Linked DNA regions of Homo sapiens: region 1 is linked to region 2. Evidence: chromatin loops called from intact Hi-C (ENCODE). Cell type or tissue: PC-9. All regions are shown on one strand. Each heading gives the region's core, and the rest is flanking DNA. Links, peaks and the distances in the headings are about the cores only.

Region 1 (2,908 bases), core at 107-2,606, 270 kb after region 2:
GGAGTTCGAAACCAGCCTGGACAACGTGGCGAAACCCTGTCTCTACAAAACGTACAAAAATCAGCCAGGCATAGTGGTGCACGCCTATAATCCCAGCTACTAGGGAGGCTGAAGCAGGAGAATCGCTTGAACCCGGGAGATGGAGATTGCAGTGAGCCAAAATCGCACCACTGCACTCCAGCCTGGGTGACAGAAGGAGACTCCGTCTCAAAAAAAAAAAAAAAAAAAAAAAAAAAAATCCAATGCTAAACAAGGGGGTGGTAGGCACTGGGGACATGGTAGCCAGAGACTACATGGTTGTCCTTCTAGCCTTCTTTGAGATGCTAGCTCAGATGTCCCCTCTTCCAGGAGGCCTTCTCTGATGCAACAGGCTGGGTCAGCTGCTCCTTCCAAGCTCCCACAGTCCCTTTAGGTCTCCCGTCCAAGCCCTGGCCACCTTGGGTGGTCCATATCTGGTGATAGGTCTTTCCCATCGGACTGCAAGGCCCCTGAGGGCAGGGCCAGGGCTGTTTCAGTCATCGTCGATGTCCCTAGCACGGATCCAGGCACAAGGCAGGGGCCCAGGCATTGTTTTACTGCATGAACGGAACCATCAAGGGGTGCATTCCCAGCTCTGCAATTTTTTCCAGTGCGCAAGAGGGCGGATAGTAGTTGAGCAAGCCAACCACAGGAAGCGGGCTTCCCTGGGGGCAGCCGCCTCCGCGCACCCGGCTAGCCTCCACTCCAGGATAAATAAACAAACGAGTAAACAATTAACCGACCGAGAGAAGTGCCGACTGCCGGCTTGGGCCGCTGTCAAGATTTCCCAAGCATCGGCCTACGGGCCGAATGGCTGGAGGTCACATTAACGGGAGAGCCGCTGGTGTTGGTTGATAAGAGGCGGGCGTGGGATTCTGGACCTGTATTGGAAACCTGCACAGGCAGAAAAATTCACAAAAGGATTTTGTAAAGAGGGTGGGACTCTGGGGTATACACTCTATTCATTCCTAAGAGTCTGAAAGAATCAGAGAGGGTGGGGACCAGGTCTGCGTGTGACGGAGGAGTCAGTGAGCCCACAGCGCCGCCTGCAAACCGAACAGGGGAAGCTGCAGCTGGAGGATTGCCGCGGGGGCTGGCAGAGCGGTGGACTCTTCAGCCATTGGCCCAAGGGCAGCCAATCACGAGGCAGGAACGGGAGGCGGGGATGCTCAGATTCACCGCGGAATCCCAGTGCCTGGGCCCCTTGCTTAGTAGATCGACGCACTAAATATCTACTGGATGAATGCATAATAAACATCTATTTTTTAAAAAAAATTTGAGACAGGGTCTCGCTCTGTCGCCCAGGCTGGAGTGCAGTGGTGCAATCATAGCCTACTGCAAGCTCTTCCTCCCCAGCTGAAGGGATCCTCCCACCTCAGCCTCCGGAGTATCTGGGACTATAGGCGTGCGCCAGTGCACACGGCTAATTTTTATATTTTTTGTAGAGACAGGGCCTCGCCATGTTGCTCCGGCTGGTCTCGAACTCCTGGGCTGAAGTGATCGGTCCACTTCGGCCTCCCAAAGTGCTGGGATTACAGGCGTGAGCCACCGCGAACAGCCAACCTCTCTCTCTTTCTCTCTCTCTCTCTTTTTTTTTTCCTTGAGACAGTCTCGCTCTGTCGTCCAGACTGGAGTGCAGGGCGTGATCTCCGTTGACTGCAACCTCCGCCTTCCGGATTCAAGCGATTCTCGTGCCTCAGCCTCCCAAACAGCTGGGACTACAGGCGCGCTGATTTTTTGTAGTTTTATTAGAGACGGGGTTTTGTCATATTGCCCAGGGTGGTCTTAAACTCCTGAGCTCAGGCAATCCACCTGCTCCGGCCTCCCAAAGTGCTAGGATTACGGGCGTGAGCCACCGCGCCCTGCCACAACCTCTCTATCTTTATAAACGTTTAAAATTGAGGCCGGGCGCGCTGGCTCGCGACTGTAATTCCAGCACGTTAGGAGGCTAAGGGAGGAGGATCACTTGAGGCCAGGAGGAGTTCCAGACCCTGTCTAGCAAAATAAAAAAATAAATAATTGTTCCTTCGGGACTTATCTTTTCTATGTCTGTGCCATGTAGCCCCAGACTCGAAACCACTCAAGCCATGAGACTCCTGAGGGTAGAGAAAATGTTTTGATCTTCTCCCTACCTGTGTTCTTCTGCCCAGCACTCTGCCCCATCCTGGACACTAATCCTTGCTTGGTTAATTTCCACTCGTCTTTTTTTTTTTTTTTTTTTTTTTTTTTTTTTTTGAGAAGGAGGCTTGCCCTGTCGCGGAGGCTGGAGTGCAGCAGCGCCATCTCGGCTCACTGCAATCTCTGCTTCCCGGATTCAAGCGATTCTCTTGCCTCAGCCTCCCAAGTAGCTGGGATTACAGGCGTGCACCACCACACCCAACTAATTTTTGTATTTTTAGTAGAGACGGGCTTTCACCATGTTGTCCAGGCTGGTGTCAAACTCCTGTCCTCAAGTGATCCGCCCACCTTGGCCTCTCAAAGTGGTAGGATCAGAGGCATGAGCCACTGCGCCTGGCCTTTATTTATTTATTTATTTATTTGTTTGTTTATTTATTTATTTGAGACGGAGCAGCCTGTCGCCCAGGCTGGAGTGCAGTGGCACAATCTCGGCTCACTGCAACCTCTGCCTCCCAGGTTCAAGTGATTCTCCTGCCTCAGCCTTCCGAGTAGCTGGGATTACAGGCATGCACCACCATGCCCGGCTCCACTCGTCCTTCTGATCTCAGCTCAAATGTCACCCCTTCTAGGAAGCTGTCACTAACTCTTCAACTCAGCTAGGTGCCTGTTATGAGCCATTGTGGCAGCCAGCCTCCAAGATGGACCCCAATGAGTCTCACCTGGTATTTGCATTGCCTCCTGCATTGGACAGGGCTGATTAGGTACCAATGGA
Region 2 (2,908 bases), core at 319-2,818:
GAGAATTGCTTGAATCCGGGAGGCAGAGGTTGCAGTGAGCTGAGATCGCGCCACTGCACCCCGGTCTGGGTGACAGAGCGAGACTCTGTCTCAAAAAAAAAAACAAAAACAAAACAAAAAAGAAAGTAATCCTGAAGGTCCATGGCATATAGTAATTCGTAATTGGTTAGGGAGTGACCCAGTGACCCAGGTTCTTACCTGTGACTATGCCATAACTCTTGTAAAATGATCACTTTGTTGGCCAGGCGCGGTGGCTCACGCGTGTAATCCCAGCACTTTGGGAGGCAGAGGCGGGCGGATCATGAGGTCAGGAGATCGAGACCATCCTGGCTAACACGGTGAAACCCCGTGTCTACTAAAAATACAAAAAATTAGCTGGGCATGGTGGCGGGTGCCTGTAGTCCCAGCTACTCGGGAGGCTGAGGCAGGAAAATGGTATGAACCCAGGAGGCAGAGCTTGCACTGAGCCAAGATAGCGCCACTGCACTCCGGCCTGGGCAAAAGAGCGAGACTCCGTCTCAACAAAAAAAAAAGAAAAGAAAAAGAGCCCTGAAAATAAAGCTAATTGCTGCATAAATTATTTTCTCCTGTACTTGCAGACTCATTGAAGGTCTAAAAGTGTCTCCCTTTCCTCTCTTCACTTCTACTTTTTATAGTTTCTGGGAAAAATTAAATGTGATGGTATAGTCTCATGTTTGGAAATATGCATCCTTTTAAAAAAACATTTTTATTGGCTGGGCCCGGGGGCTCACACCTATAATCCCAGCACTTTGGGAGGCCGAGGCAGGTGGATCACAAGGTCAGGAGATTGAGACCATGCTGGTCAACATGGTGAAACCCTGTCTCTACTAAAAATACAAAAAAATTAGCTGGGTGTGGTGGCGCATACCTGTAGTCCCAGCTACTTGCGAGGCTGAGGCAGGAGAATGGGTTGAACCTGAGAGGTGGAGGTTGCAGTGAGCTGAGATTGCGCCACTGCACTCCAGCCTGGCAACAGGTCAAGACTCCCTCTCAAAAAAAAAAAAAAAAAGACATTTTTATTGAGGTGAAATTCACATAATATAAAATTAGGCAGCATTTTGAAGTGCACAATTTAGTGGCTTTTAGTACTTTCACCATATTATACAATCACCACCTCAATCTAGTTGCAAAACATTTTCACTATCCCAAGAGTGGTGGCATAAGTCTTAAATGGCCAGGAGTCAACTATGATTTTGCTATGTAAACAATTTCAAAAGAACTGGAATAGTTCAGTGTTACAGCTTAGCATAATTTAGTATAAACAGTCCTTTCCCCACTTTTTAAGTGCTATCTGAGCTTTATTCATTAGGTGATTATTAATTAGGAATGCTATATTGTAGAACATCTTGGCATGTCTGGTCCTTGTCCTCTAATCCCAGTAACAAACCCTTCACCATTGTGACGATGAAAAAAGGTAAGTTTCCAAATTCTCCCAAGGAAGCAATACTGTTCCCTTGAGAACCAGATGACAACCAAAAAACCAGTCGTTAATTTTCCTTAATAATTTCCAAAATGTCCTCTAGGGGGCAACATTATCCCTTGAGAACCAGGTAGACCAATCACTCCTCTTCCAGCCTGGATCTCAGGACCTCTCACCTCCTCAATGAATCTGCGATTGGATTAGCAAGGAAGAAAGGGAAAAAATGCTATGGGTTGGTGGTCAGCAGGTTCCAACAAAATGGAAATGCCTCTCTTTGGCCAATGGTCTCCTCCTTTGTTCTCCAGGCGTTGGTGCCAAATGGTAGTGCTTCTTCCACACTCTGGAGGAACTTCTCTGTGAATGCCTCCTCACTCACAGTGTAAATAACCCTCCCTAGAGCCATCCCAGGAACTGGAGAAAAAACAGGTCTTTCATCAGCATAATTACTGGCCGGTGGCAGTGGCTCACACCTGTAATCCCACCACTTTGGGAGGCCGACGTAGGAAAATCAATGAAGGTCAGGTGGTCAAGACCAGACTGGGCAACATACGGAGACCCCCTTCTCTAGAAAAAAGAAAAAATTCTGGCTGGGCGTGGTGGCTCATGCCTGTAATCCCAGCACTTTGGGAGTCCGAGGCAGGCGGATCACGAGGTCAGGAGTTTGAGACCAGCCTGGACAATATGGTGAAACCCCATCTCTACTAAAAATACAAAATTGGCCGGGCGCGGTGGCTCAGGCCTGTAATCCCAGCACTTTGGGAAGCCGAGGCAGGCGGATCACAAGGTCAGGAGATTGAGACCATCGTGGCTAACACGGTGAAACCCCGTCTCTACTAAAATTACAAAAAAAAAAATTAGCCGGGCGTGGTGGCGGGTGCCTGTAGTCCCAGCTACTCGGGAGGCTGAGGCAGGAGAATGGCATGAAGCCAGAAGGCAGAGCTTGCAGCAAGCAGAGATAGCGCCACTGCACTCCAGCCTGGGCGACAGAGCGAGACTGCGTCACACACACACACAAAATTAGCCGGGTATTGGGCCAGGCGCGGTGGCTCACACCTGTAATCCCAGCACTTTGGGAGGCTGAGGCAGGTGGATCATGAGGTCAGGAGATCGAGACCATCCTGGCTAACATGGTGAAACCCCGTCTCTACTAAAATACAAAAAAAAAAAAAAAAGAAAGAAAATTGGCCGGGAGTGGTGGCGGGTGCCTGTAATCCCAGCTACTCAGGAGGCTGAGGCAGGAGAATGGTGTGAACCCGGAACGCGGAGCTTGCAGTGAGCTGAGATCACACCACTGCACTCCAGCCTGGGCAACAGAGGGCAACTCCGTCTCCAAAAAAAAAAAAAAAAAAAATTATCAGGCATGGTGGTGTGCACCTGTGGTCTCAGCTACTTAGGAGGCTAAGGCTGGAGGATCACTTGAGCCAAGGAGGTGGAGGCTGCAGTGATCTGTGATTGTGCCACTGTACT

The links. A loop is a pair of places that touch in the nucleus more often than their neighbours do. Peaks named below come from ENCODE experiments on the same cell type or tissue, not always from the same donor. Only the 100,000 strongest peaks of a DNase experiment are listed, where the experiment ranks them.
Region 1: it touches region 2 in a loop (6-fold over the local background); 46 of 110 quality-filtered maps call a loop at or near these places.

Annotation. Positions count from the first base shown.
Region 1 is chr19:46,854,438-46,857,345 of GRCh38, reverse strand. No RefSeq gene overlaps it. Among named protein-coding and RNA genes, the nearest start is that of AP2S1, 5.0 kb to the right of the region's middle. RefSeq lists enhancers at 128-1,064, 1,065-2,003. In PC-9, for the core only: a CTCF peak has its summit at 1,044; a DNase peak (open chromatin) is centred at 1,115.
Region 2 is chr19:47,124,040-47,126,947 of GRCh38, reverse strand. No RefSeq gene overlaps it. Among named protein-coding and RNA genes, the nearest start is that of SAE1, 5.3 kb to the left of the region's middle. In PC-9, for the core only: CTCF peaks have their summits at 1,351 and 1,551 (motif pointing right); a DNase peak (open chromatin) is centred at 1,567; H3K27ac peaks cover 723 bases.